Linked DNA regions of Homo sapiens: region 2 is linked to region 1. Evidence: read pairs that join two places in POLR2A ChIA-PET (ENCODE). Cell type or tissue: PC-3. All regions are shown on one strand. Links, peaks and the distances in the headings refer to the core of each region. The heading gives the core; the rest is flanking DNA. Region 1 overlaps EPRS1 (glutamyl-prolyl-tRNA synthetase 1). Region 2 holds the start of SLC30A10 (solute carrier family 30 member 10).

Region 1 (8,000 bases), core at 1-8,000:
CGTGAGGGTAATCATAAACAAGCGCTCGAGATCGTTTTTATTCTAACATAATAAAAATAAGCTTCCACAAAAACTATTTTAAATTTAGGTATCACTATTGCAAAGCTATGAACTGTGTCAGTGCTCAACAGTTTAAGTGAAGAAGAAGAAAACTCACAACTATCAAAATAGAGGAAAGTAATGAGAAACCTCGTTTTATAAAAACATGCAGAGGAAAATCTAAACTCAAATTGCAGATGTTGGGGGTAAAAGATAAAGCTTAGGAATTTACCTTGAGCTCCCAGTGATTGAATTTCCAACCTGGAGAATAATTATCTCGTAAATCAGCTCTAACGCGGATGTTAACACTGAGTAATCGCCTTCGATAATCATTGCATTTTGCAATCAGCGCTTCTTTGTCTTCTTCAGAAAGTGCATTGGTAATGCCACAAGGAATAATCACCACCTAGAATCAGCACAATGTCCCAAATGTATGCAAAGAAACAGATATAGAAGTAATGAGCTCTCAGAAGTCGAAACCTACCAGTGGCTATATTATTAACACGAATCAGCTGTGTGATTTCTAATCTTATATATAATGTCTACTAATTACCTGCAAATCACTTACCCGTGCTAAATGCATTTTCATCTGACCCACTATATTTCACTTAATCTATTTTTCATATGTGTGTGTATATATATATATATATATTTTTTTTTCCCCCCCAGCCTCCCAAGTAGCTGGGACTATCAGTGCATGCCACCACACCTGGCTAATTTTTTGTAGACTAGATTTTGCCATGTTGCCCAGGCTTAGTCTCAAACTCCTGGGCTCAAGCAATCTGCCCGCCTTGGCGTCCCACAGTGCTGGGATTACAGGCGTGAGCCTGCATGCCCAGCTCATTTAACATACTATAAACCGTTTTTAAAAAATGACTTCTAAAAATGTTTATATAAGTAGCTTAAAAATTAAAAGAGTAAGAAACAATAAATAAATAATACACACAGTCACAAAACACTAGGGTCCAGACTGCATTCCACGTTGTTTTTATTATCAGAGAAATCTGCCTGAATGATATTCAGAAAATCACCCTTTCAAATTTCCTTTAGTAAATATGGCTTGTATTTTATAAAATGAGTGATAAACAGGAATATTTTCCTTACCTGAACACATGCTACACGGGGTGGTAATACTAAACCCATGTTGTCCCCATGAACCATGGTCATAACACCAATAGTTCGAGTTGTCAGGCCCCAGGAGTTTTGATAGGCAAATTGCTTCTCTCCTGGTATCTTTGGATCTTCAAAAACGATTTCAAACATTTTGGAAAAATTCTGCCCTAAATGATGTGATGTTCCTCCCTAAAATAGAGAGAGAAAAATAAGCTTCATTTTTAATAACCTATTATGCCCTTGAAAATGATTACTATAAGATCACATGCTTTAAAATGGCACTACACTTTTTTTCTCCCTTTTTTTACATTAAATAAGGTTTTTAATTATAAGCATAATTACCATAATAAGAGATTAAGATTAGTCAAAAAATACTATTTACAAGCATTTTGCTCTGGGCAGCCCCTTTTATAGCAGTAATTTTACCTACAACAGTTAAAAAGGAATTCATATTTTAGTAGTAATTCAGGATACATACTATGACTTAACGAACCATGGAGACAGAGGAATGGGATAGATTTGTTTGAAATTATTATACGAAAGTACATGAAACACTTATTTTTTAAGAGTCTACTTCTGTGATGACAGAAGAAATTATTGGATCTGTCCATGGACTGTGCTTACAGTGACCTACGAATCCTGTGTGGCAGTTTGATACCTGGATAGCTCTTCCACTAGCAGATATAAATGCTTCTATTGTAGTTGTATAGTCTCCTCCTGCAAATTTTTCCTTTTCCGTCTTTCTTCCTTTAACAACAGGAATTGCCAGGAGTTCTTCATATACCTGAGCATATAAGTCAAGTATCTGCAAGACCTGTAACATTTTAAATGTAAATGTGTTCAAATTTAGGGTACATTTATTCATTAAGATCTATAAAACTGCACTACTTAAGACTAATTGTGTGGGAAAAGCAATCTGAACAATAAAAACCTCTTTTTATGAAAAGGTTAAAGCAGCCAGTGTGAACTTATTAAGAAAGATATTCAATGAAGCAATGTAAAAAGAAGTCAAATAACTTTTTAAAATGTATATATGTTTAGAATATAAGAGAAAATAAATGTTAAGAAAGATATACAGTATCAAAATGCAAATTTCCTGAAAAATAATTTTTTCTACACATTAAAGTCCAGAAGTATTTTCACCTAAAAATTTAAAAGAGCCTATTTCCTTAATAATAACATTCCAATAAGCAGTTACTTAAATCCATGAACATTTGAATTAATTTGATTTTGCTTTTAACAGGTGTTACATACATTTTAAATAACAAAATTGCAGAACCTGAACAAAAATAATGGAACATAGTTAATATGGAAAATAACTTTTTATACCTCTTCCGCTGCCTCTTCCATGGTAGCAAAAGCACTGTGCCCTTCCTGCCAAAGAAATTCACGAGTACGTAGGAAAGGCTGAGGATGCTTGAATTCCCAACGCTGGAAGAGGCAAGAAAACAATTTAGTCATTATAAAGAGCTTTTCAATTTTTTTTTTTTGGAGACAGGGTCTTGCTCTGTCCCCCAGGCTGGAGTGCAGTGGTGCAATCATGACTCACTGAAACCTCTGCCTCCCAGGCTCAAATGATCCTTCTACCTTAGCCTCCCAAGTAGCTGGGCTACAGGTGCACGCCAATGCAGCTGGCTAATTTTTGCATTTTTAGTAGAGATGTGGTTTTGCCATGTTGCCCAGGCTGGTCTCAAAATCCTGGGCTCAAGTGATCTGTCGGCTCGACCTCCCAAAGTGCTGGGATTATAAGCATGAGCTGCCACGCCCAGCCACTTTCCAATTTTTATTACCATTTTATATAATAAGTAATCAAAAATTACAATTTATCTTAAATACTTCAAAAACAGTTCCATACTCCCAATCCTTTGAAAATAAAAACAAAATGTGCTTTAAAAAAAAAAAAAAAAAGAACATGAATAATAATAGAATACAAGAGGGGGTGAATACCTACCACCACATTGCACCACTGATTGAGCTTGATGGGCAGGTCTCTGTGTGACTGTACCCATTTTGCATATGCAGGATACATTACTGAAAGACACGGGAAAATAGAGACAGTCATTTAAGGCTTTATTTCTCCTTTAGGGATGTAACAGCTAAACCAGCAAGATAATTAATAGGAATTAAAATGTAATAAATAAATTTGAAAAATAAAATGTATGTTTGTGTAAATATATTTCCAATGTTTATAATAAGTGAATAGTATTATCTATTTCATGAAGTGTATTACTCAAGGATACAAATCTAAACTTGATCATATTTTACATTCTTCACAGATTTTACATTCTTCACATAACAGTTAATGTACTTCGACGGTTTTCACATTTTGTTTTTAAAAACACAAATAAAGGTCATGTTCTATGTTAAGTTCTCTGCATTCATTGACCTGTTCAATTCTCACATTCAACCCACAAGAAGGTATCATAACTCAGTTTTAAAGACGTGGAAAGCTGAGTTTATAGAAGCTAAACAATTTGCTGAATCCAGCAGTTATGTATGAGAAGCAGAATTAATTTATATCTGATGCATCTACTCAGAGTATGAAAGCTCTTGCAATGAAGTGCAAAGTGAAGATACCTGTCTTAGAATAGCCTGCTCATGATCTATAATTAGTAAACCAAAACAAACAAAACTTTGCCAAATAGTCTGAGAGAAAAAAACTGGTATCACAATATTAATAATGTATTATACAAAAGTATCACTAGAAATATCAATAAGAACAGACAATCCTGAACTCTACAGATGAATGATCACTTTGAAAGACACTGTAAAGCCCAAAACCTCAAATTTTCCAACAGCATTTCCATTTACCATACGTAATTTCAGAAAAATCATTTAATCTTTCAGAGACTTTTCTTTACCTGCAAAATGGAAATCACAGTAACTTTCCCTGCCTTCCTCACAACACTGTTGTAAGAATAACACGAGATGACGTAAAAGTACTTAGCAACCTATGAACACCCTACATGAATGCAAACCTAAATGTATTATTAAAATTTAAAAATAATTATGGCATAAAAATTGCATTTGCAATATTATAATCAATTCCAACAATAAAAATTATTCTAAGAATAAAACTCCTTGAAAAGTCCTAAAAATTTACAGCATAAAAATGAGTATTTAAATTAAAAATCCTATAATTTAATGATAAGGAGCTCTACAATGAATATTAGAGAATAAAACTCTAGACAACTTAAGTTTGCATTCAATCTTCATCAACATTCATGAAATGTTATATCGTCAACAGAGATTATAGCTATCACAAAGCAAAAGCTGAGACTCAACTTTAGAGGCTGTCTCTAACGTTCAGTGAGCATTCTCTTGCACTCCAATGCCTATTCTCACCTGTTTCACTAGTAGGACGAATGGCAATTGGTTCTGCCAGCTCGGTTTTGCCAGATCTTGTAACCCAAGCAACCTAGTAAGAAAAAATCATTTTTCATACTTTTTTTTCAATAGCATTTTGGAGCAACAGTACAAATGCAGGCAAATTTCCTCTGTTTTAATTTTTGCTATATCAATTTAGGCAAGTTAAAATAGTCGCTGCTGTTCACTGTGAGGAAAGGTACGCACTTACTGACCTTCTAAATATTAAAAGTCAGTTAATTAATGTAACAAAATCATTACTTGCTATAAAGGTAGAAACAGAACTTTTTAATAAAAATGGCTTTATATTTTTCAAAATTGGTTGTTAAAAGTTGAAAATATATTTTCCAGTTTGTCAGAGAACATTGCAAAAAATAAAAAAGCAAGCTCACTTACCTCTGGGGCAAAGTCAGCAACATGAGTCTTCTCTTTCTCTAATGCACTTTGAGACACAAACATGGGGAAGTAGCAGTTTTCAACACCAAGTTTCTTGATCTCAGCATCAAAAAAGTCCTTGATGGCTTCCCAAATGGCATAGGCCCAGGGACGAAGAATATAACAGCCACTTATGTCATGGTATTCAATCATTTCTGACTTTGTGATGACCTTTTTAAAAGAAAAATAGTCTTTAAAGCTTACATTGAACCAAAATTCTAGTATAAGTGGCAAGAGTATGATAACCAAAATTCAAATCTGGAGGCTTCTACTGTTGATAACATCCCCTTAATGTGGGAGGTCATAATGGAAGTAAAACAGACCTGACTATACTGAAAAACAACATATAACAGGGTTCCAAACTCTCCATAAAACTTGAATTCCACCGGGCATTGTGGCTTAGGCCTGCAATCCCAGGACTTTGGGACGCCGAGGTGGGTGGATTGCTTGAGGTCAGGAGTTCGAGACCAGCCTGACCAATATGGTGAAACCCAGTCTCTACTAAAACTACAAAAATTAGCCGGGCGTGGTAGCGTGTGCCTGTAGTCCCAGGTACTCGGGAGGCTGAGGCAGGAGAATTGCTTGAACCCAGGAGGCGGAGGTTGCAGTGAGCCAAGATCGCACCACTGCACACCAGCCTAGGCAACAGACTGATACTCCCGTCTCAAAAAAAAAAAAAAAAAACTTGAATTCCAATCCTGCCTCTGCTATTGACTATATCTTTGTGGCTTTGAATTAATCCCTTTATCTCACCTAAAAAAAAAAAATCAATCACTATCTCATGGTACTGCTTTTCAATTCAAGACTTTATGTTAACATGTTGAAAAATAATGTCATGTTAAATGACTACACTGTGTATTATTAAAGGCATTATACAACATTATTACTATTGCCTTTGTGCCCATATTTTAGAATCTGAACATAAAAAGCAGCCATTGACAGACTTAAAACATAAAAATCAACTGAATGCATACTCACCTGAGAATACCAATCAGCAAGATTTTCTTCTTTTTTTGCCTCAAGACCCAACCTGCAGATGTGAAAAGTAAAAGATAAATATCTTCATTCAGCAACTGCTTTAGGTTGAATAAAAATAAACCTCTAAAGTTCAAAATAGATTAGTCTTTCTTCAGTATGAGTTATTTCTGTATTTGTAACTCTTCTATATTCATTCCCAAGATAACGTTGTTGTTTTCTTGTTTTGTTTTTGAGACAGGGTCTTACTCTGTCACCCAGGCTGGAGCGCAATGGTGTGATCCTGTCTCACTGCAACCTCGGACTCCTCAGCTCAAGAGATTCTCTCACCTCAGCCTCCCCAGTAGCTAGGACTACAGGTGCATACAACATCTGGCTTATTTTTTTATTTTTATTTTTTGGTAGAGGCAGGGTCTCGCTATGTTGCCCAGGCCAGTCTTGAACTCCTGGCCTCATGCAATCCTCCTGTTCTGGCCTCCCAGAGTGCTGGGATTACAGGCATGAGCCACCATGCCTAGCCCCTAAGATAATGTTTTTAACCTAAAAAAACAGTAGAAATGCTGGGCACAGTGGCTCACGCCTGTAATCCCACCACTTTAGGAGGCCAAGGCAGGCAGATCACCTGAGGTCAGGAGTTTGAGACCAGCCTGACCAACATGGAGAAACCCTGTCTCTACTAAAAACAAAATGAGCCAGGCGTGGTGGCGCATGCTTGTAATCCCAGCTACTCGGGAGGCTGAGGCAGGAGAATGAATCGCTTGAACCTGGGAGGTAAAGGCTGCAGTGAGCCGAGATTGCGCCATTGCACTCCAGCCTGGGCAACAAAAGTGAAACTCCGTCTCAAAAGAAAAAAAAAAAAAAAAGAAAGAAACAAAAACAGCAGAGACATCTCTTAAAAAGTTGAGAGATATTGTCCACAAAATCTAGGAAAGCCAAATGTAACAAAAGCTATGATTCTATGCAGACATCTCTTTTACAAGGTTCTTTTTAAGGCAATGTATTTGTAATAGAGACACAGCCTGTTCACACCTATTCTCCCACTAAAAAAGAAGAATCTTATGCCAGTTAAAATTATAGTAAGATCACTGTTTCACTGAAAGTAACACCTAAAAAGTAATAAAAACAATGGCTATAAATACACACACATATGTGTGTGTACTGATGTGTGCATATTAGCCAAATTTATGTAAGTTTTTCTTTTTCTTTTTTTGAAACAGTCTCACCCCATCGCCCAGGCTGGAGTGCACTGGTGCAATCTAGACTCACTGCAACCTCCACCTCCCAGGTTTAAGCGATTCTCGTGCCTCAGCCCCCCTCCCCCACCCAAGTAGCTGGGATTACAGGTGTGTGCCACCATTCCTGGTTAATTTTTTTGTATTTTTAGTAGAGGCGGAGCTTTGACATGTTGGCCAGGCTGGTCTCAAACTCCTGACCTCAAGCGATCCACCCATCCCAGCCTCCCAAAGTGCTGGCATTACAGGTGTGAACCACCACGCCTGGCCTCAAGTTTTTCTTTTAACTAGAATAAAAGTTGCAGAGATAGATGCTTGTAAAATAAACTAGGTCTCCAATAAAAAAACTATTTCAGACAATAATCATTTTCTTGAAATATCAACAATTATTCAGGATAGAGATGGTCTCTTTTTGGAGTTTAAAAACAAGGTTTTACTGGCTAAAAATTTTAATGTATTTGCATTTGCATTCTCCATTGTTTCACTATGACATACCTCAACAAAATAACTCTGTGAAACCTAGCACTTTCACAGGCACTAAGAAAGTAAAAGGTGAGAAGTTCTACATTCTCTTCTACCCTGCTATAACTCTGGTTATTCAGTTTAATAGTCAAAAGGAAAAATAACTGTTGCATTCTCTTGTTTAAAGAGACATTGTGTATATGACATGAGAGCTAAGAGGCAGCAAAATTTGATACTCAGCTAAACAAATGTAAAACCAAAGTATCTCAGTAACAGCTTTTTCTTCTTATTAAGTAAGCCATTAAGGGAAACCCATCACAAAGTTCACTGTAATTGTGGAAACAGATAAAAAATTACAATTATGCGTCACTTAATGAC
Region 2 (17,168 bases), core at 5,294-13,293, 51 kb before region 1:
TAATTAATTTTCTACTAAACTAATTCTAGGGCCCAAATTGTCGCAGCCTTCAGTTTGAAAAACTGTTTAAAGCAGTATCCCACTCAATTCCTGACATTTAATAATGCAATGTATCTTCTGGCTGCCCATGCAAAGATGAAGAAGGCCTGGTCATGACCATTAACTACAGTGCACTGGCAAAATTCTGTGGGGTGTCTCTGAGTGTGTGTGTGTGTGTGTGTGTGTGTGTGTGTGAAAGAGAGAGAGAGACAGAGAGAGAGAGAGAGAGAGAGACCGAGAGAGAGAGACAGAGAGAGAGAAAAAATGGGGTCTCCCTCTGTCACCCAGGCTGGAGTACAGTGGCACAATCATAGCTCACTCCAACTTCGAACTCTTGGGCTCAAATGATCCTTCCATCTCAGCCTCCCAAGTATCTAGGACTACAGATGTGTGCCACTGCACTGGTTAATTTTTTTACTTTTTAAAAGAATTTTTTTACCTTCTTGTTTGTGTGTGTGTGTGTGTGTTTTTTTTTTTTTTTTTTTTTTTTTTTTTTTTTTTTTTTTTTTTTTTTTTTTTTTGCAGAGACAGGGGTTTGCTATGTTACCCGGGCTGGTCTCAAACTCCTGGCCTCAAGTAATCCTCTTGCCTCAGCCTCTCAAAATGGAAGATTCTGAGATAAATACATCGATAATCTCCTCAGGGAGGAAAAGAGTCTCCTGTGATGAGACATCTCAGGAAAGTCTTGTTGAGAGGTAGGTAATTTGGGCAGGACTCTGGAGAGGAGACAGACTTCAACAGGCAACCACAGGAGAAGGCATTTCAGACAGAAACACCTCACGGGAGACTCGTGGGAAACTGAAGATGGAGGACGTGCTCGTGGGGCAACGCTGGAGGCTGACGTGCTAAATTTGGACTCACAGACCCTGACGCTGTTGCTATGAGCCAAAGACCTTATGAGAGTCAACCTCTTTGAGGAGCAAGATTCTCATCTGTGAAATGGGGTAGTAATAATATCTGCCTCACCTCCCTCAGAGGCTAGTTCTGTAGAGTATGTAAAAAAATGTCTGAAAACCCTCTGAGAATGACCAAGAGGTGATGATAATGATAACAGGCACCATTTGTTGAGTGGGTCCTCTGTGCTATTCTAACCACCCATGTGATCCGCACAACACAGTGATGTTGGTCCTATTATCTCCATTATATAGATGACGGGACTGAACATTAAAGAGATGAAGTTCCTTGCCCAAGGTCACCTAGCTAGGAAAAGGGAGAGGCAGAACTCAAACCAGATCTGCCTGATCACAGGGTGTAAGTGCTTCTCACCTCACTACAGATGTACATTAAATGTTGATGGGTATGCCGGGAGACAGTGAAGAGCTGATGGGGGAGGTGAGGCCATGAAGGGGTGAAGAGAAGGGCAGAAATGTCTAGAAAGGAGTATTGGCACCGGAACAGCAAGCTCTGAATGTCAGCAGTGTTTAGACCATACCCTGTATGCGGCCAAGGCTTTGAGCAGACTCCGATGTGATCACATCTATGATTCAGAAAGATAAATCTGGCAGCATTATCTGAGACATAAAGAGCACCACTTAGTAGACAACTCAATCACCTGCTAAGTTACAATGCTCTCAAGGTAGCTTTGCAAAGACAGCAAACCTCTGTACTTGGCCCTCACTTGCTGCCTTTAGATTAAAACGAAACCCCCAAAAAACGGGCATATAACATAAATTGGCAATTTGACACAAGTTGAAATCTGATGTGTCCCAGCACTTAGGAAAGCCATCAGTGCTGTTGAATTTGTTGAATGACTGGAAATAGTGCATTTGCACTGGGCAAATGGTAATGAAAAACTGAGATCTTTCTTATTGGAATTACAAAGAAACATCTCATCAAAGGGGATTTCTTTTCAAGGGATGTCAAGATGGCTATTCATCTATTTACACCAAACTTTAAAAAGCTAATTGTCTTTCTGACATATTGTTACAACATTTTTAATACATCATGTTTGATCCTATTAAATAAAATTGACCACTACAAAGCACATTGATGAGCATTTTAAGAGGATTGTGTTTTTACCATACTTTACAGTAGAAGACAGAGTGTGTTCCTTAGAACTCATTTGTTTGCCAGGCACGGTGGCTCACGCCTATAATCCTAGCACTTTGGGAGGCCGAGGCCAGCGGATTACCTGAGGTTGGGAGTTCAAGACCAGCCTGGCCAACATGGCAAAACCCCGTCTGTACTAAAAATACAAAAAAAATTAGCCGGGTGCAGTGGCGCGCGCCTGTAATCCCAGCTACTCTGTAGGCTGAGGCAGGAGAATCGCTTGAGCCTGGGAGGCAGTTTGTGGTGAGTCAATACCACGACACTGCACTCCAGCCTGGGCTACAGAGTGAGACTTCATCTCAAAAAACAAAACAAACAAACAAACAAAAACTCATTTTTTAAATTCCCATTGGAATAAGAGAAACAGTAAAGAAAGTGAAGAAATTGTTTTTGTTCACAGAGATCCCCGTAAGCTGTTACCTCTGCAGATCTGGAGAGTGGGACACAGTCCTGCTTTCTAAAGCAGTTGCTTAAATGTTAGAAATATAACCATTCAGTGGACTGTGTACTAGAGAAGCAAGCCCTGTCTGGAGTCTAGAGGCAATGTGTGATCATGGAAAGGGCCAGAAATGTGATGTAGGAGCCCAGGATTCCAGCCTTGTCTCTGCTATGAGCTGGGGTGACTTGGGGAAGTCGTCAAACTCTCCACACCCTGCTTCCTCATCTGTGAAGTGAAAGGTTGAAGTCCAATTTCCCTAAGGTCCTTCTAGTTCTAACATTCTGTGATCCTTCCCTGAACTGTGGCTCCAAGATAAGAACACAGCACCAAAGGGGAGGCCAGCCTCACACTTAGCCGGGAATATGTAAAGGCTCCTATTAGCCACAGTACAGGTACTCATCAAAAGCAGCAGGAATGATCTCAGCTAACACGGAAGCACTATGGATTGAGCCCAGCAATTCCACCCACTAATTAAACGATAATTGTATCCACTCAGTAAGATTAATGTGACTACCAGTTCACTCATTCATGAATGGTACCAGGGACAAAGTACATACTCAATAAAAATGTTAGCTAGTTTTCCTACTATAAGCCTAAACACTTTATATGTTTCATTTATTTCAAAGCAATCCCATAAGGTGGGTACTGTTATTATCCTCATTTTAAAGATGAGGGGATTGGAGGCTTAGAGAGGTTCAATAACTTGCCCAAAGTCACATGGTTCTTAAGTGGCAGAGCCATGATTCACACTCAGGCAGTTTGAAGCCAAATCCCAACCTTTCAGCCACCGCACTATTCACCTCTATCAGAAGCTAAAGGTGCACTGGTGTCAGTCCCTGTAAACCAAAGGCCCAGCCAGGTATAGCAAGGCATTCTACTACTGACATTTTTCTACCAAGAAACTTCAATAGCTTAGGACTAAAATTTGGCAAGTTCATACAAGTTTCCCAAACAAGATCACTATAACTATGAGGGCCTACTCTTCTTCTTCTTTGCATCAATCCACCTACCTATTCTCTTTCTCAACTTTGTAACATAAGAATGAGGATAGTTGGCCGGGTGCAGTGGCTCACACCTGTAATTCCAGCACTTTGGGCAGCCGAGGCGGGCAGATTGCCTGAGGTCAGGAGTTCGAGACCAGCCTGGCCAACATGGTGAAACCCCGTTTCTGCTAAAAATACAAAAATCAGCCAGGCGTGGTGGTGCGCACCTGTAATCCCAGCTACTTGGGAGGCTGAGGCACAAGGATCACTTGAACCTGGTAGGCAGAGGTTGCAGTGAGCAGAGATGGCGCCACTGCACTCCAGCCTGGGAGACAGAGCAGGACTCCATCTCAAAGAAGAAAAAAAATGAGGATACTTAACAGAACAGGCTTTGAAAAGTTAAAGCCTCTGATGGTGAACTCCACCTTAAAATTTATGTGTGTGTGTGTACATATATATATATATATATATTTTTTTTTTTTTTTTTTTTTTGAGACAGAATCTAGCTCAGTCTCCCAGGCTGGAGTGCAGTGGTACAATCTCGGCTCACTGCAACCTCCACCTCTGGGGTTCAAGCAATTCTCCTGCCTCAGCCTCCCGAGTAGCTGGGATTACAGGCACCCACCACCATGCCTGGCTAGTTTTTGTATTTTTACTAGAGATGGGGTGGGGTTTCACCATGTTGGCCAGGCTGGTCTCAAACTCCCGACCTCAGGTGATCTGCCCACCTCAGCCTCCCAAAGTGCTGGGATTACAGGCGTGAGCCACCGCGCCCACCCCAATGTATATATTTTTAAACTGGACCTTAAAAAAGAGAGATAAAGGATGATTTTTTTTTCATTACAGATTCTCTTTTAAAAGCTCACTACTAAGCTCTTTCAGAGAGCAAATTCCCCTGTTGCCTTTAAATTTGTTTGATTAATTTAGAAATTTTTAGGAGATCATATGTTATTGTTGTTATCTTCTGGATTTTCCCTATAGGTTCACTCTGAGAATTCCTTTGTAAAACAGATGTGAGACACTCAAAGTGAAGGTATCTCCTGAATTATTAATTTTTCATTGTATTATTTCCATCAAAGCCCCACTTACAGGCTTTCCCCAAACCACAGGAAAGTAGAGGGTTGCTTAATCCTTGTTGGAATTCTCAAAGTCAAAATTGGGGATTAACCCCTTCTGGGATCACTCTGAAGCAAAGTCTATGCCCAAGAAGTTGGAAGGGAGAGATGTTGGCTACAATGGTGTCCAGCGAGAAACACATCTCAAAAAGCCCTGGGCTGACCTTAGTCCAGTGCTTCCGACCTTGACCACATGGTGAGAGGCTAGCTAGGTGCTTGCCTTGGGCCTCACCAGAACACTCCCTTTGGTCCTGGGAGTGGAGGTTTTAGTGAGCCAACGGTCCCTTCACAAAAGCAGATTTCTGGCAGAAATAGCTGATGCAATAGGGTCACTCAGCAATGCGAGATAGGGCATAACCTTGGATAGCAGCTCACCTACTCTTTTCCTACCTTTATCAAAATCAATTCAATTAAAATGGGTTGCATGATTTATTAGCAATATCCACGGACCAGTAAAACCAAGTAAAGTAGTAACACAATATTAATATGTGCAGCTCTGGAGCAGGCAGTATTAGCATGGGTCTCAGTGGAGCTAAGATAAATCATTAGCAACCAGTTTCTCCCTCAGGATCAATGCAGTGATTACGAAAGAGAGTTGGGTCATAGTCTATGCATGTAACTGGCCTACTTTCAAACACACCTTTGCCTTATTAAAAGTCAAACAGAAATAAACAACACAGTCCATGTGTGTCATAGAAAGGGATTTCAAATAGGCCCAAAGTCAATCCTACCTCTGATATTCAGAGCTTCAGACTTTTTCTCTTTTTTCATCATGTCTTCTGGCTCATTCTGGGTGTTGAAGGAATCACCTGCATTCAAAGAAGAAACCTTGTGTTGTGTATAAGTTCTACAAACAAACAAAAAAAAACCAATGGACTCAAAATAAAGTTTTGTTATTTTAAATTTCTACTAGCTTAAGGGAGACCCTTCTGCACACCCACAGCTCAGAACAGTACATTTTGGCCTTGAAATAGCCTTGTGATCCACCTTTGGACTTCATTCACACATCCTTTCAAGTTAAAACAAAAAGAGGGTGAATGGGAGCCCACCTGCAGCCCCTAAACCCGTAACACCCAAGAAGACAAACGGATGGGCAAAGAGGGGGGGAGAACAACAAAATTCAGACAGCAAGTAATGAGAGGGAGGAGGGGTTGGAGAGTCCTGCCTGTTGCCCAATAATAGTGACCGATTTCCAAGAAAATCAATACTCATATACAGAGAATAGGGTAAGGGAAAAGAGGCCAGGGCTACCCGAGGATCCAGGAGAAAAAAGAAGGGATGGGGAATATGTTAAATTGGCAGAAGAGAAGTAAAGCGGGATTGTAAAGGGAATGGATTTATTAAAAAAAAAAAAAAAAAAAAAAAAAAAAAACAACAACAACAAAAAAAAAAAAACAGAAAAAAAGCATGCAGAAGAAAAAGAGGGCGTGGGGTGAGAAGAAAGGGACCGGGTGGGAGGAGGAAGGAAGGGCCAAGCGGTCCAAAGGATGCAACCGAAAGGCACCTGCTACGTTTGCGAACACGGTCGCCCCCTTCTCCCGCTTCCTTTCCACCGAGGTCCCCCGGAGGGTTACGGCCGAGTCCGAGCCTGGGGCTGTCGGGTCCGCCGCGCGCCGCGGGTCCTCCGCGCCCTGAGGCCCCCCGAAAGCGCCGGGGACACAGCCCTCCGCCAGCTGCTGCCGCTGCTGCAGGCGGCGACTGCGTCCCCGGAGGCAGCACGCGAACCAGGCGGCGCAGTCCTGGAAGATGAGCAGCCCCACCACGTTGACCAACAGCCCCAGGACGCCGACGATGAGCACCAGCTCGGGGTCATCGATGCGCTCGGGCCGGGCCAGGCGCAGCACGGCCTCCACGAAGATGGTGAAGCAGAGCGCGGTGAGGAAGACCGCGTTGCTCAGCGCGCCCACCACCTCGGCGCGGGCGTAGCCGTAGGTGGCGCTGAAGCCCCGGGTGGGGCGCCGGGCGATGTAGCCGGCGCTCAGGCCCACGCACAGCGAGATCAGGTCGGAGAGCATGTTGAAGGAGTCGGAGAGCAGCGCGATGGAGTTGCCCAGGTAGCCGGAGACCAGCTCCGCCACGAAGAAGGCGACGGTGAGCACCAGCATGAAGAGCAGCCGGCACGTCTTGCCAGAGTAGCGGCCCATCTCGCCACCAGCCCCGGGCGCCCGGCGCCGCCCAGGGGAGCGCAGCCCACCCCGCGCGCAGCCACAGGTGGGGGGCGCGGCGCGGATCCGTGAGGCCCGGTACCCGCCTCCCAGATTGTCTCGCCGGCCCTGCCCCACCGCTTTTTATAACGCGAGGCCGAGCGCCACCAGTCCCCGCACGTCCAGAGTCTAAAGGAGTGGCGGGGGCAGTATCTGAACAGCCCGTGCACCGCCTCCCGCGGCCCTTTTCCCCTCCCTCGCGGCCTGGGCCTGACTTGGCAGGTGGCCACGAGCCGATGTCTCTCTTTGTGGGACAGGACTGTGCAGAGAGGGGCGCTGCGGAGGAGAGGGGGCGTGTCTGGACGTCAATCTTCACAGACTCCCTCCCCATGCAGAGGTGGGATTCACCCAGACACCCCGCTTCTCCTGGCCCTCAGGGTCGCCAGTGTCCTGTTGACTCAGTCATAAGGGCCTTGGCTGCTGTGGGGTGTGTTCGCTGCGGTGGACTGGGACACCTTCGCGTACGTGCCCATAGGCACCTTGCGGTGCAGATTCCATATTAATCAGGTGCAAGGCCCCGGAGCACAGGCTTGGGGCAACTTGCCCTTGAGGGTGCTTCCTGCTTTTCATTTCGTGAAATGTGACCTCATCCGCCACTCAGCCCTCCACCCTCATTCCACTAACCCCAGGATAAAGCTATTTAATCCTCTCTTGTTCCTCACAGCCATTATAAACGGTGCAGGATCGTTCCTATTACCCACTCATGGCACAAGATCGTCCCCGTTCCCCTTCAGGATCTTCGCTGTCAAGGCTTCCTTCCCTGGGTGAATCGCAGGCAGCCCTCAGGAGAGCAGACCCCACTTCTGTAAGCATGCACTCCTGCCTAGCACTCGAAGGCTGGTCTACTTTGTGGTAGACACAAGTCCCTTGGCCGCCAAAGAAACCAGGGCTGACCTCCTCTGTGTACTTGTCTCATTCTTCATTGAAGAGAATATTCTACTCACCCCCACGTGTCCCTGACAGCATGACCTGATACGCAGTACAATCGACTGACCTACATGAAGGTTTATTCCAAATAAAGACTCTTTTTTTTTTTTGAGACAGAGTTTCGTTGTTGTTGCCCAGGCTGGAGTGCAATGGCGCCATCTCGGCTCACTGCAACCTCCGCCTCTCGGATTCAAGCGATTCTCCTGCCTCAGCCTCCAGAGTAGCTGGGATTACAGGCACCATGCCCGGCTAATTTTTTATTTTTTGTATTTCTAGTAGAGACAGGGTTTCACCATGTTGGCCAGGCTGGTCTCGAACTCCTGACCTCAAGTGATCTGCCCACCTCAGCCTCCCAAAGTGCTGGGATTACAGGCGTGAGCCACTGCACCTGGCCAAGACTCTTCTATTGACAACAGGCTGTGTTCCAAATAAAAGTTATCCAGAAGGTAACTGTCTCCAGGACTCTGGAAGAGGCTGAGGAAGGGACCCTTGAAGAAGGGTGTCTGCTGCTGGTCTCTTCCTGCTGTGGAGGTTTGAGAGGCCTGGCTCCTAGGTTTCTTTGTTGGTTTCTTTTGTTGTCTCATTATCTCATCCCATAGAGGATTTGAAGGTGCAGTCTGGTCATCTCTATTCTCCTTCCCCATCCCTAGCCCCTGAACTTTAACCATTCCTGAAGAATACACATGTAGTTTTGGCTTAGAAATGAATACAAATGTCTTATTCCAAAAACAACAAAAAACAAACAAACAAAAAAAAAACACAGGTCAGGCGTGGTGGCTTACACCTGTAATTTCAACATTTTGGAAGACCGAGGTGGGAGGATCACTTGAACCCAGGAGTTCAAGATCAGCCTGGGCAATATAGGGAAACCCCATCTCTACAAAAAATAAAAATAAAAAAAATTAGCCAGGCGTGTGTGCCTATGGTCCCAGCTATTCAGGAGGCTAAAGTGGGAGGAAGGCTTGAACCCAAGAAGTCGAGACTGCAGTGAGTCGTGGTGGTGCCACTGCACTCCAGCCTGGGTGACATAGCAAGGCCCTGTCTCAACCCCACCTCCCCCCAACCACAGAACATCCTAACCTCTAGCCCTATTCATTGTCCTTAGCCTTGTAAAACATAACCTTGTCTTTCAGTATTTCTGAGGTCCATAACAGCCATGCTAAAGCATCCTTGATCCAAGTCCCACCTTACACCAGATAAGCCTCCAAACTCAGAGCTTATTAAATATTTGCACCTCCAGGAAAATATCCTTATATTGAGAATTAGAGAAAATTGATCATTGGAAGTATTTTCTAAAAATCAACATAAAAATAATCAATAATGTAGAGGTAAGAAGATATAGACTACGGTATTTTTCACTAGTGTAAAATGGGAATAATAATAGTATAGGGAAGATTAAATGAGTTAATATGTGTAAAATGCTTAAAATAGTGCCTGGTACACAGTAAGCACTCAATAAATGTTCTATTATTGTTGTCAATAGTATTAATACTACAGCACATGTGTGATGGAATTACTATTGAACAACAGATGAGACACTCTAATAGACAAAAGAGATTTATCAGAGTACTGTAGCCATTGCTGTTTCTGGCTTAGACTGTCTTCAAACTGTAAAGCTTCTGAAACATTTAATATGACAGCAAGCAAAACAGTCAAAATAAGTGAGGGAAGCCTGGTGGAACTAAACTTGACAAACTAAAGCATTCCTTGCTAATTGCATGTCTTTGTCATTCACCACTGAAAGAAAACCTGAAATCAGCAGAAATGTATCACTGGAGCAAATTGCCCAATTATTTTCCTAACCAAAGGCAGATAAGAATTGTGTCACTGCCCCAGGAGTGCAGTGGATGGAACCATAAAGCCAGTGGCTGAGGAAGCTGGAGGAGCTGGAAGTGGCAGAGGCAGCCTGCCTGGGGGACCCATTCCTGACTTTAAGAAAGGGTAAGTGTTGCCAGATGGTGTCAATAAAAAGCACTGTAGAAAAATGTTTGTACTAAAACTACACACACACACACAGTATATATAAAGTTAATTGATAAAAATACAGGCTGCATTTTATTTTTATTTTTTTTAAGACAGAGTCTACTCTGTTACCCAGGCTGAAATGCAGTGGCCCAATCTCAGCTCACCACAACCTCTGCCCTCTGGGTTCAACTGATTCTCCTGCCTCAGCCTCCCGAGTAGCTGGGACTACAAGTGTGCACCACCACACCCTGCTAATTTTTGTACTTTTAGTAGAGATAGGGTTTCACCACGTTGGCCAAGCTGGTCTCGAACTCCTGGCCTCAAATGATCTGCCCGCCTTGACCTCCTAAAGTGCTGGTATTATAGGCGTGAGCCACCACACCTGGCCAGCATTTTATACTTAACAGCAAATTGTGAGGTTTAAATAGCTTTTGTTTATTGATCTCTTACTCTGCCCAACCCTGTGCTGAGAGTTTTATAAGCATCATCTCATTTCTTCCTCATCACAGCCCCATAAAATAAGTACTATTTTATAGGATAGAACCTGAGATTTTAAGTAACTTACCCAAGACCACACAAGCTGTAAATGATTGATAGATTTGAGCTCTGAACTAGGCATCAAACTCTAGAGCTTACACCCTTTGCTTCCAGATTATACTAACTCAATCATCTTTTTTTTTTTTTTTTTGAGACGGAGTCTCACTCTTGTCACCCAGGCTGGAGTGCAATAGCGTGATCTCAGCTCATTGCACACTCCACCTCCCAGGTTCAAGCAGTTCTCCAGACTCAGCCTCCTAAGTAGCTGGGATTATAGGCACCTGCCACCACGCCCAGCTAATTTTTGTATTTTTAGTGGAGATGGGGCGTGAGCCACTGCTCCTGGCCTTTAATGCTTCTTTTGTTCTAAACAAATGAAATGGTTTTTAAAAGTTCTGTTAGTATTGGTGCAAAACTTGATATGCTACAATTCACAAATTCAGAGATTATGACACTAAAAATTATTTTTATACTGGTATTTGACCAGAAATTAACAATTAGTTTTTTTTTAGAAACTGTAAAAGCATCTGTTTTTGTTTTTAGTTCTACTTGACAAGAGATGACATTGCCTTTGGAGAAGAGAATGGACATCTTTCCAAAGCACCAAATTCTTATTGTGGATGAAGTCAGCTCCTCATTGGTGAATTTATATAATGTGTACGTCTGTAACCTTTTGTACAAAGGTAATTTTTGTACCCCAAAAGTATGCATATTGGGCCTCCAAGTTTTTTTAGAATCCATTAAACTTAAGAGATTCTTGACTTGAGTAACCATTCTTTTTTTTTTTTTTTTTTTTTTTTTTTAGTGATGGAGGCATGAGATGTGCAAAAGATTAAAAATGAGGTAGTGAGGCCAGGCGAGGTGGCTCACGCCTGTAATCCCAGCACTTTGGGAGGCTGAGGTGGGCGCATCACCTTAGGCCAGGAGTTTGAGATCAGCCTGACCAACATGGAGAAACCCTGTCTCTACTAAAAATACAAAATTAACCGGGCGTGGTGGCGCACGCCTGTAATCCCAGCTACTCGGGAGGCTGAGGCAGGAGAATCGCTTGCACCTGGGAGGCAGAGGTTGCAGTGAGCCGAGATCCTGCCATTGTACTCCAGCCTGGGCAACAAGAGCAAAACTCCGTCTAAAAAAAAAAAAAGAAGAAAGAAAAATGAGATAGTGGTCAATACTAATTTGAGTGGGCTATATTTATAAGGGAGTTGTGATTTGCAGCCCACCTAGAACGAAGCAGCTCTAATATGAATGTAAAGCTGTGCCCATCAGCCTGCAGTGTCCTCACCCAAACGCCACCTCCATGGTTTCTTCAAAATGCCACTTGTTCTTGCAACGAAAGAGTATGTCTCCTAATAGCCCTGGCCCAGGAAGTGTTAGGAGCACGAGCATAGCATCACGTGATACCACCTACTTACTGAGAAAATACCAGACTCTAAATAATTTTAATTTTGCACTCACTTTGAGAAAATTTAAAAGGCAGAGTAGCGCTGCAGTTAATAATTTGAGCTTTGGAGTCGGACCGATTTGGAACTAAATCTGGGCTGTGCTTCTCACTTGCAACTGCTCTTGTGACCTGGGGGACACGTTCCTTACTAAACCTTCTCTTTCCTCACCTGTGAAATAGGGATAATAATAGTATCTACTTCATGAGGTTGTCATGAGACTTAAGTGGGAAAAGGTATATAAATTGCTTGGGATAGTGCCAGGTTCATAAGAAAGGCTCAGTGAATATTAACAAAAAATAACCATCACCTGGAGTTTTAAATCCAAGTTTAGAGAGACAGCAGAATATTTTCCTTCACCAAAGGATTCGCTAAGGATTACTTTTAGAGAAAATACACATTTAAGAATTTGTTTACAGATCCATCTGGGGAGCAGTGAAGTTTATGAAGACATAAGATAAAACATGTTTAAGTTTCTGCAATTAGAAGAGAAGTATAGGCCAGGCGCAGTGACTCAACGCCTGTAATCCCAGCACTTTGTGGGGCCGAGGTGGGCGGATCACCTGAGGTCAGGAGTTCAAGACCAGCCTGGCCAACTTGGTGAAATGCCATCTCTACTAAAACTGCCAAATAAAGGCCGGGTGTGGTGGCTCACATCTGTAATCCCAGCACATTGGAAGGCCGAGGCGGGTGGATCATGAGGTCAGGAGATCGAGACCATTCTGGCTAACACGGTGAAACCTCGTCTGTACTAAAAATACAAAAATTTAGCCAGGCGTGGTGGTGGGCACCTGTAGTGCCAGCTACTCGGGAGGCTGAGGCAGGAGAATGGCGTGAACCCAGGAGGCGGAGCTGGCAGTGAGCCGAGATCGTGCCACTGCACTCTAGCCTGGGCAACAGAGCAAAACTCCGTCTCACACACACAAAAAAATACCAAAAAAATTAGCCGGGCATGGTGGTGGGTGCCTGTAATCCCAGCTACTCAGGAGGCTGAGGCAAGAAAATTGCTTGAACCTGGGAGGCGGAGGTTGCAGTGAGCTGAGATCATGTCATTGCACTCCAGCCTGGGTAACAAAAGTGAGACTCCATCTCAAAAAAAAAAAAGAAGAAAAGCATAGTTTGAAAGACAATAGTTCCACATATACAAAATATAGGAACCAAAGTTACCATCTGTTGATCGCATGGATGTAAAAAGATGACATCAATTTTTATATAACACCAGGATGATGCCTTTTTTTCTCGAAGTATTTCAGAATGCATTAAATTTAAGAGATTCTTGACTTGAGGTGAACGCTATTATTTTTCCATGAGATATGGAATGATAAAAGCTGGGTAATGGCTAACACCACTTTGAATGGGCTGCTGATAAAGGAGAAATACTTCCTTGGGCTATTAGATTCATTTGAGAGCAAAGAGGCCAACTGTGGTATCTGGGGTCATCTTGTCATTATTGACACTATAGCACTGCTCTCTGTGTTTCTTACCATCTCCAGGTCACAAGGACAACCCCAGAGACGCACTCATAGAGAAACCCTGTGCTTGGGGTTTGTCAAGGGGACAAGGGTAAGTGAAAACACGAAAATGAAAGGGGTTATGGCTACTAGGAAGAACAGGGGAAAGGGTTAAAGGCAGAACTGGCAGTTTAAGAAACACTTTTCATTCAGAGTTCATCATCATTTACTGATATCATTTGGGGTCTGAATCCTCCTGATGGGTGAACAGTGAGGGGGAAAAATCAGCTTTTAGACTATTTCCAATTCAAATGGAAGCAAAAAGAACTACAAGTTGCAAGAAATAGAGAAAAACCCCTTGATGTTGATTCTAGACCTAATTGTTTTAACTGTAAGTTAAATTGTGTTATTTTGTAAGTTACAACAAGGTTTCCTATGTGTTCTTTGGTGCCATCAGAAACAATCCAACACAGATGGCAACCTTCTTCACTGCTAGATTTCGCCTTAATTTTTAGACTATATGAACATGAAAAAAGCCTTTTGCCCAAGAAATTGTGGAAATAATTTTGTGTGAAGGGGAGAGAGGGTCAAAACCAAAGATATTAATAAATGTCCTTAACTTTATTTGCCAAGTGCACTGGTTGAATATGTAGTGGGACAACATAGGCTTTGGAGCCATGCACATCTAAAATCCAATCTTGCTTCTGTCAGCTCTTCGCAAGTGAGCAAGTCACTCAACTTCTGAGCCTCTATGTTTTCATTTCTAAGCTAGATATAGAGGTATCACTCTCTCAGACAGTAGTTATGAGAATCAAATGAAAAAGCTTATGTAAAGGGTCTTGCATAGTTCCTTTAGTGGATAATCAACAAACATTGGCTCCTTCCATTGATTTCTGGCTGTTGTCATACCCAAAACTATTGTTGACTTCCAGTTGTGGAATCTCCTTCATAGTTATCTAGAGTATCCTACTTTTTATAAAATCATGTATGTCCCCTTAATCCAAATAATCTACTTAGCTAATTATCTTAAAACAAATTAGCTATTGACTAATAAAATATTATATGAATATAAAACATTGATTAATACTATGTTACAAATATAAAAATATTTAAAATAAAATCTTTTGTAAATCTAAACCCAAACCCCCTAGTTTTATCATTGACATCCTTCTTTTGCCATCATGACCTACCTGCTAGTCATGTGGCAGAAAAGTAGAGAGAATCAAGGTATCTGGACTGGGAGACACTATTACTATCACAAAATGAGAGGCTGTTTTGAATATTGAAATGAAGTCTGGAAGAGAACTAAGATTCTTGACCTCTGACATGAAGTTATTGTACAACTTGGACCAGTTACAGAATTTCTGAGCCTTAGTTTCCTAATCTGTAAAATGCAAAGAATAGCCTCATACTACTTAGTGTATCTAGTTGATTTGAATATCAAATAAGATAATGAAGGTACAAATATATAGAAAAATAAAAGGCATTATTGCTGTAATTATGAAGCCATGGACCCACAACCAACATGAGTTCTAGAAAGCAAGCACTGTATTTGTGGCCACCAGTATTTAAATGGGTCAGCTTAAGCTTCAGATTGCCTGGACCCCTCCCTGAACCCCTCCCTGCTTTCCTGTGGTAAGATATCCTGTTCCCTTTGTCCCCTTGGATACAGAGGTAGGCACGTACACCAATCACAGTCCCTCATGCCCTGATCACAATGCTTGGTTCAAGAGATGGGCACTTGACCCAAGATGGGCCAGAGTTCTTCTTTCGGAATTTTTCAAATGAACCTGGGAGAGAGGTTTCATTTCTTGTCTGGTCATTAAACATGAGGATGTGACTTGGAGCCCCTGGTAATCCTGTCTTCCCCTGCTTCTTTCCAATACCCTTCAAACTGCAATAGGAGAGGAAGCAGAAAGAGCTGAGAGGCAGTGGTAGAGAATCTTTGCTTTCCTTCTTCAATTACGCTCCTAATTTGACTTTTGAATGCTGCACCCTCCTGGTTTTCCTTATATTTCATTGACAGTTTCCAAAACACTTACATTCTATTGTGTACCTGTAATTCTGAAAGTGGCTTAGCCACAGTTCTATATTCAAATTGATTTGATGCTCACCAACAGTCTTTTCATACCATGGCTTTCCAATTTCTGAGCTCATCTTGATTCACATTTTGGTTGACTGGATTTCATCTAGTCTTTTTTTAAAAAAAGAAGAGCTCTTGGGTTATCTACATATATATATTTGTTAATGTCATTATGTTGCCATTCATAAATGAGCAAAACTTAGATTAGATGGGTATGAAATTCATAAGTTCGTGTTTTATTTTATTTCTGAGAACTGTATAGACATCTCATCATTGTATCTTGACATTGCATGTCGCTGTGGAAAAATCTGAGTACAGCCTGATATTTGTCCTCAGGCTTTTTCTGCCTAGATGCCTGTGGGATTCTTTCTTTATTTTTGATATTTAGCAACTTCTCCAGAATGTATGTATGAATTATTCCATATCAATTTTCCCTTTTGGTATGCAAATTTTTATCATCATTTAGTTCAGAAAAAAAATCTTCTATTATATCTTCGAATTTCTTTCATGGGGCACTTGTCTGCTTTCTACATCAGGAAACACCTAGTGTGTATATTATGCTGCATGTCTGCTCTTTGTTTTCCATATCTATTATCTGTCTTCCAGTTGCTTTAAATTCCTTGATGAGGCCAGGCACAGTGGCTCACGCCTGTAATCCCAACATTTTGGGATGCCAAGGCGGGCGGATCACTTGAGGTGTGGAGTTCAAGACCAGCCTGCCAACATGGCAAAACCCCATCTCTACCAAAAATACAAAAATTAGTCAGGCGTGCTGGTGTGTGCCTTTAATCCCAGCTACTCGGGAGGCTGAGCACAAGAATCGCTTGAACCTGGAGGCGGAGGTTGCAGCGAACTGAGCTCGCGACACTGAACTCCAGCCTGGGTGACAGAGCAAGACTTAGTCTCAAAAAACTAGAATAATTCCTTAATCAATTTCTCCACCCTGTCTTCTAGCTCACTGATGGTTTTCAGTGGTGCTTATTTTATGCCTCACTGCTTCCTATATGAGTTTCATTTCTGTAATGTTTGTTATCTTTTCCCTAGCCACCGGAGTTCTGACAGTTCATGTTCATTGTTTTATCTGAAAATTTCTTCTGTCACCTGGGGTAATTATTATTTTTCTTCAATGTATTTTTTCTTCTGCCTTTTTTGCTGGTTCCTTTTTTAACTTTTTCTTTGTAGTATCTCTATGTAGTTACCATGTTGGATCTTTGCTGATTATCATGCATCTTTGAGTGGGGCACTTATATCCAAATCTGCTAACAGTGGGGGAAGGGGTTGAGGGATGGAACAAAATATGCTTCTTCCCATCAGGATAAGTCACTCTGGAGATGGCCTACATGGTTCACAATGGAGCTGCCCAGTGCAGTTTTTGATTTGTGTTAGGGGAACACTGCATTCCCCCAAGCTTCACATTTCCATGAGGGCGCCTCCAAAGGCCCATCACTCTAGACATCTTTCTACCACTCCCCTGACTTTTCCCAGAGGCAGGATCACTTCTCTGTCCAGTAAGCTTGGGAGAAAGAGTGCAGCATGCTCAGCTATCCTCTTCTGGGACTTCTTTTTCAAATTTGCCTTCCCCAGGGACCTGCAATCCTGCTACATGAGAGAAGCTAACTGGGGCAGGTTTTGCCCTGTGGAGGGAGGCCTGGGACTGGGTGAGGAAGTTTAATTCTGGGGTGGACGATTAGGAAGCTCTTTGCCACTACATGTCTAAGCCATATCCTTCAATATCAGTAATCAGGTTAATATTTTATGTTCAACTGTCATCCATATCTTATGTTATCAATTGCTTCCAAACCTAGAAGAGTAAGAAATGGGTATTATTTATGTGTCCCTGAAGCCCTAACATATTGGTAAGTTGGCAGGAACCTTGAGAAAGATAAAGATGAGTATCTACAGGCCAAAGTAACCCATGGAGATTGAGCCTGTGG

What was found. ChIA-PET counts read pairs that join two places held together with the same protein. Peaks named below come from ENCODE experiments on the same cell type or tissue, not always from the same donor. Only the 100,000 strongest peaks of a DNase experiment are listed, where the experiment ranks them.
Region 2: POLR2A ChIA-PET joins it to region 1 with 16 read pairs; 4 of 35 experiments call an interaction of 5 or more read pairs at or near these places.

The regions. Positions count from the first base shown.
Region 1 is chr1:219,978,275-219,986,274 of GRCh38, forward strand. It overlaps EPRS1 (glutamyl-prolyl-tRNA synthetase 1), which reads right to left. Exons shown (of 32, transcript NM_004446.3): 21 at 5,932-5,983; 22 at 4,915-5,124; 23 at 4,498-4,570; 24 at 3,104-3,183; 25 at 2,482-2,583; 26 at 1,811-1,966; 27 at 1,144-1,341; 28 at 272-445. Among named protein-coding and RNA genes, the nearest start is that of SLC30A10, 54 kb to the left of the region's middle. In PC-3, for the core only: no CTCF peak of the experiment used is centred there; no DNase peak of the experiment used is centred there.
Region 2 is chr1:219,921,672-219,938,839 of GRCh38, forward strand. It overlaps SLC30A10 (solute carrier family 30 member 10), which reads right to left and starts at 6,886. Exons shown (of 4, transcript NM_018713.3): 1 at 6,130-6,886; 2 at 5,357-5,434. The coding sequence starts at 6,769. It overlaps LOC107985281 (a long non-coding RNA gene), which reads left to right and starts at 7,114. Exons shown (of 3, transcript XR_001738476.3): 1 at 7,114-7,634; 2 at 9,565-9,697; 3 at 13,194-13,421. RefSeq lists an enhancer at 6,916-7,210. In PC-3, for the core only: no CTCF peak of the experiment used is centred there; no DNase peak of the experiment used is centred there.